Regions from separate parts of the Homo sapiens genome. Here region 2 is linked to region 1. A link is a contact called in ENCODE Hi-C or POLR2A ChIA-PET data. All regions are on one chromosome and are shown on one strand. Each heading gives the region's core, a stretch centred on a gene start or an enhancer-like site at or near the end of the contact. The rest is flanking DNA. Distances are from core to core; before and after follow the strand shown.

What was found. A loop is a pair of places that touch in the nucleus more often than their neighbours do. ChIA-PET counts read pairs that join two places held with the same protein, here RNA polymerase II (POLR2A). Pooled maps may share reads with other maps.
Region 2: a loop to region 1 is called in a pooled map, with 11 times the contacts of the local background. The contact joins two enhancer-like sites. A Hi-C loop is called at or near these places in 4 of 50 pooled maps. POLR2A ChIA-PET finds 5 or more read pairs at or near these places in 3 of 52 experiments (BJ, H1 and WTC11).

The regions. Positions count from the first base shown.
Region 1 is chr11:61,869,576-61,872,485 of GRCh38, forward strand. No RefSeq gene overlaps it. Among named protein-coding and RNA genes, the nearest start is that of MIR6746, 7.2 kb to the right of the region's middle. Within about 2 kb of position 1,661, at least 12 of the 41 ENCODE cell types and tissues checked have a DNase peak (open chromatin) inside an H3K27ac peak, as active enhancers do.
Region 2 is chr11:62,169,947-62,172,856 of GRCh38, forward strand. No RefSeq gene overlaps it. Among named protein-coding and RNA genes, the nearest start is that of SCGB1D1, 19 kb to the right of the region's middle. Within about 2 kb of position 1,450, at least 2 of the 41 ENCODE cell types and tissues checked have a DNase peak (open chromatin) inside an H3K27ac peak, as active enhancers do.

The sequences.
Region 1 (2,910 bases), core at 411-2,910:
AGAAGCTGAGGACATTCATATCTGCTCTCTGCTTAACCGCCCCCTCCTGTCCCTGTACTCAGCTGACCCCCTTGCCAACACACCCAGAATTGTGAGTTTCTAATCCCTATCCCCTGCCAAAGTCATGGTGCCCCAATATTCAAGGCCCTGAGCAATCAAACCCCAACACCACCATCATGGGCGAAGAGGCTGAGCCCAGAGAGAGGACAGGACTGCGCAGGCCACACAGCAGCAGGACCCTGCTCCTAACCCGCAGGCTCCTGGCCACCTCTCCTGCACAGAAAGGGCTGGTTCCCAGACCCTGCCCCCATCACGTCAAATGTCAGACAGCTCCCAGGAGGCCCAGCGGCTGGCTGGAGGAGTGGGGGCAGTGGAGGGCAGTTAGTCTCTGAGGAGGAGATAAGGGCAGTGTAGCTACGCAGATAAAAGGGTATCAGCTTTGTGGGTAGCGGGGACATCTGCAGCGCCCCAAGTCTAAGCTGTGTGTGTGTGGGGCGGGGGAGGGTGCTGTGGCACCACAGGCGGATCCTCGGGGTGTCTGGCTGGACACTCCGAAGCCCTCGTGCCTACTCGGAGGGGAGAGGAAGCCTTTACCAAGCTGGACCAGGGCAGAGCTGGCAGCCACTGGGGCTGGGCTTGGGCTGCCATCAGGAGTGGCTGGCCATTGCTTATGTGACACAGTGCCTTGGGCCCATCGGGACTCCTCAGCGAGCCAGGCTGCACCCTCCCCCGAGAGGTGTGCCCCTCTGGCCAAAGAAGCTGCCTCTCAAAGAGTCCCTGTTCCAACATCTGAGAGGGAAATGGGGCGCCGTGGGGATGGCTTGCCCCAGGCTGAAACGCCACTGCCCTCGGGACTGGTTTTCCTTTTCTCAGCAGACTGGCTTCATGTGGCCAGTGCATACACGGAACAAGCAGCCCCCCAGCGTGCTGAGATTTCAGGATCACGTCCCCATCGTCCTCCACCATCACAAACACTTTGCTTTGGATTTTAAAGGCGTTCAGGTCTTTCTTCTAAATCGTCCCATTCAAGAGCAAGTGTCCAAGAGAAAGAGTGACAGCAGCCAAGAGCTTGGAATAGGCCAAGCTCCCAGTAGTTGTGGTGGCTCATTGCCTGAGGACATAGTGTGGTGGGGGGAGGAACCTTGAGAAACCCATGGCCTGTCCCGTCACAAAAGAGTTTGTTGACGCCCTGCTCCCCTCCAGCTACTCCCAACACACCAGGCAGGGGCTGGCTCTTGGGCATCATCATTTCCAACATCTGCCTGGGCTGGGAGACCCGTAGCAAATGTTGATGATCAAAGGAACAAACCAACACTGCGGTTATGGTTTCCCTCGGGAGCTGTTTTTCCTCCGGGCCCACGCCTCTTGTACAGACAATAAAAAAGGAACACGGTTTCTCAGAGGTTCAGAGGTTCCACCAAAGCCTCTTTCCTTTTACAAACCTGGCCCCTGTGCCCTAAGCCTTTGTTCTGAGACTAGGAGACCTACAGATGGAGAAGGGGGAGCTCAGCTCAGGACTGAGGGTGACCTGTTCCCAGGGGATCTAGCATGGGGGACAGTGGGACAAGAGCAAAGATTCCCCTGCCAGTGATGGGTCCCAGGTGGTCTGGAGAAATCTAGGAGTGGCTGCTGAAGGCGGGGCCTCCCAGGGGTCCGCAAAGCAAGTTACCAGGGACAGTAGGGAGCACGGCCCGCCCCACACTGGCGCAGATGCTCCGGGCGCCCCTGGGTGGCGCTGCAGGCTCAGCTGTCGTGGATCCTCGGTGTTAGCATCTCCCTGGCGAGCGCCTCGGAGCCAGCGCACAGCGATCTCTACCAGGGTGTGGACGGAGGGAATGCCATTCGGAGCCTGCGCTGGCTCAGGGCGCCCGCGTGGCACTAGGAGCCAACAGGATTTAAACAGGCGGTGACAGGAAGGGGGAGTCCCTGCAGAGGGACCAGCCTGTGCAGAGACCCTGAATGCAAGGCACGCCCTGGCCATGAGAAGCGTGTGTCTGAGGCAGGAAGTACCTTTCAAGGAGCATCCAATCTTACCCTCGGCTGAAAACTGAGGCTCAGGGAAGGCAAAAAAGAACTTGCCCTAGGTGACAGAGCAAATGGTCATCCTGGGGAATTGGGTTGTGTGCACAAAATTTGTGAATAAACTGAGCCTGCTGCTGTGCCCTTTGCTAAGAGCCTTTCTTCCATCACCCTAGGTACTGCTGCTCGGGGTCAAGGAACTCCCCCAAGGTCACACAGCCTGCGTCCTGGCAGAAACAGGACTTGCCCCCACCCCACCCCACCCCCAAGTCTGTCTGACTTGAGTGGATCCGGTGGGGCTGGGTGGCACCCGGAGGAGGGCAGGCATCTCACTCACAACCAAGCTGAAGGGGCTGCCACCCTCTGCTTCCCTGGCCCTACCAGGAGGCCTCTGCTGGCACTGCCCTGGGCCGGGAGGCCATAGGGAGCTTTGGGCTGTCTGCTCCTGGGTCTGGGAGATTATGTGAGCCGAACAGGACCTCCCCCAGTGCTCTCCTGCCCCAGAAGTCAGGGTGAGGGAAGCAGGACCCAAACACCCTGTCTGTCATCCTCTCAGAAAACACACCCCAGGGTCTCCCGGGCCAGGCTCTGGGCTGCCACCAGCCTCCAGCAGCAAATGATGTCAGTATTCCAGGTGCCGTCACAGAGACCCTAGTCACAGGCTGGGCAGGGAAGGGGAGGAGCCCTGCGGGTCAGAGAGAACTTTCTAGAAGGGGAGCCCCTGGGAAGAGCCGCAAGAGTCCATGGGAATGTGCAGACGGCCCCTCCTCACAGAGAGGAAGCAGGTGTGAGACTACGGTGATCAGCTTTAGCACTGAGGAGCTTTCTGGCTGTCTCGGAAGAGAAGTTCATGGGCAGCAACACTCAGCGCCACCTTGTATGTGTGTGGAG
Region 2 (2,910 bases), core at 200-2,699, 300 kb after region 1:
AATTGTCACATTCTTTTGTTTTTTCTTCATATTTTCTCCATATTTTTCTTGTTTTCCTCTTTTGCCCTCCAGTCCTGGGAGGAAAGTAAGTGTCATGGGTGAGGACTTTCCACTTCCTGGACCATTGGAGTCTCTGGGACCATCCACAGTCCCTAAGCCTGGGAAAGTGCTCTGTTCTTTAGCATATTAAAAATGGCCCTAGCCTGTCCTTAAATGACTCTAGAGGGGTCATTCAAGTGCATGTTTGTATGTGGAAAGATGATTAATATGTCACATATGGCTTAAAGGAGCCAGCAGGATCTTGAGACACAGTAAAAATATCCCCCCGCCACCCTTCAGAGGTGGGGAATTTTGATTCCTCCCTGGTAAATCTCTGTCAAATTACTAATTATTGATCTCTGATAATTACCAATTATTGATCCCTAACTCATGACTGTCTCCTTTACAGCTGGTGAGCAAGCCACTGATTCTAGACTTTCATGACTTTCTGATGACTTCCTGATGACTTCCTACTGACCAAATGATAAACCGCTCAGAATTTCCTGTCTGCACTGTGTGGGATAGTGTCCCCTGAGCCACCTTCTTTCTCAAATTGCTGTTATATTGTCTTAATCCACAAGGAAGGTCTTGTGTGAACATATGTATACATCCAGAGTGTTCTGGTAGAATTATAGCTCCCCTTGCACTAAGGGGTGCCCGGGGCACTTACATGATGTGTACTTGTTGTTAACCACCGCTCCCCAGGGGCTGGATCTTATCCCCTGTGCATAATCAGAAGCAGTTTCCCTAGTCTTGGTTCACCTGGTTGCAGTTCTCACCCTCTTCCTAGGAGTCCACTCTGCTGAGTTCCCATCAGGTCTTCTTCTGCACTGACTCTATGCCAGGTAGCTGGAGGTTAGACTGTTCCTTCAGCCTAGGTACTTTCTTTCTTCACCTCTTCATCATGTCCTCCAAAAAGCCTCCTATGTATAGGTTGGTTTACGTGGCCATTTTTTTTTTCTTTCTTTCTTTCTTTTGTTTTGTTTTGTTTTTTTTGTTTGTTTGTTTTTTGAGACGGGGTCTGGCTCTATCACCCAGGCTGGAGTGCAGTGGTGCGATCTCGTCTCACTGCAACCTCTGCCTCCCAGGCTCAAGCGATTCTCCTGCCTCAGCCTCCAGAGTAGCTGGGATTATAGGCGCGCGCCATCAGGCCTGGCTAATTTTTGTATTTTTAGTAGAGACAGGGTTTCACCATGTTGGTCAGGCTGGTCTCGAACTCCTGACCTCGGTGATCCACCCGCCTCGGCCTCCCAAAGTGCTGGGATGACAGGCGTGAGCCACAGCGCCCGGCCCGTTTTATTCTTTTAATTACCAAAGGCTGGCCTGTAGTAGGAGATGTCTGATGAGTTTTTCTTAAATTGAACGCCAACAATAAGGTTTGAGCCTCAAGGTGGCGCCATTTCATGTAGAGTCTGGAATCTCTGAACACTTGAAATAGACCATCCGTCACTAGCAGGAGCCCTTGCGTTCCGTTCCTGGATGCCGTTCTCAAAGTGAACACAATGAAATACAAGTTTCACTCGTGTTTGCATAAGGTCAAAACAACTGACAGGGTCGTTTCTTCTTGAGAGGACTGTGCGTTATCCTAGCAGGTGTATATACTATTTATCTCGTCAGATTTCTTACCAAGGAGACAGAAGCTGAGAAGAAATGAGATTAGGGGTTGTCTATCAAGGACAGAGGGAAAGAAGGGGGTAGCTGCGACTGTGTTTGTGGTGTGTGGGATGAAAAGGAAGATTTGAAGGATAAAACTAGAAGGGAAGTGAAGATGACTCCAAAGTGCCTTATTTGGAGCGGGATGAGACTGACTGGATGGTTCATGTTAAAGGGATCGTCTCAGCACAGCTGAGGGTTTTTCACACATACTATTATTTAATTCTACTGACTTTCACGTAAAGAAAGTGTAGTCTTTATTTACTGAGACTTAAAAAGATTAAATGGCTTTTCCAAGCTCACACAGTCCATATAACCCAGAGATGGGAAAATATATCTGGACCCCAAATCCTTAATTTTACTTGTCTGCCTGCCCGCCTCTTCCCTGTTGAACCTGGGGAGGCATCAGGGCATCCTGTTAGTGGTGTCCCACAGATAGACAAATTTTACCCTGGATTACGAAAAGCTGGATTAGCTTTCTTACTTAAACAATACTGGGGCCGGGCGTGGTGGCTCATGTCTGTAATCCCAGCACTTTGGGAGGCTGAGGCAGGCAGATCATGAGGTCAGGAGATCGAGACCATCCTGGCCAGCATGGTGAAACCCCGTCTCTTCTAAAATACAAAAAGTAAATTAGCTGGGCACGATGGCGCCTGCCTGTAGTCCCAGCTACTCGGGAGACTGAGGCAGGGGAATCGGTTGAACCTGGGAGGCGGAGATTGCAGTGAGCCAAAATCACGCCACTGCACTGCAGCCTGGCAACAGAGCAAGACTCTGTCTGAAAACAAAACAAAACAAGAAATAATACTGGAACTTCTTTCCCTGCTGTTGCTCCAATTCCCTTCCCTGGATTATTTTCCTCTTTGTCACTACCACACATCTAGAAAGATTAGCATTTCTATTACAGAAGCAAATGTCAAAAGGAGATTTAGAGGGAGTTACAGTTGCTTAAAAAAAAAAAAACCCCTGCCCTTTGCCATCACAAGCCCATGATCGTCACAGTTATCTGTCAGTCAAGCACCTGACCGTAATGGAAGTCAACAAATAAAACGCATCACTTGAGACCGGATAAAGAACACAGGATGAGCATGAGTTTAATCCTTGTCCATCCTCTTTAGAAATCTGAAAAAAATAACAACTTAAAATGACAACAAAAGAACAAAGTGGCAAACTCTACAGTATAGTGGAAACAAGCAAGTGACAATATTTGATGAGAAA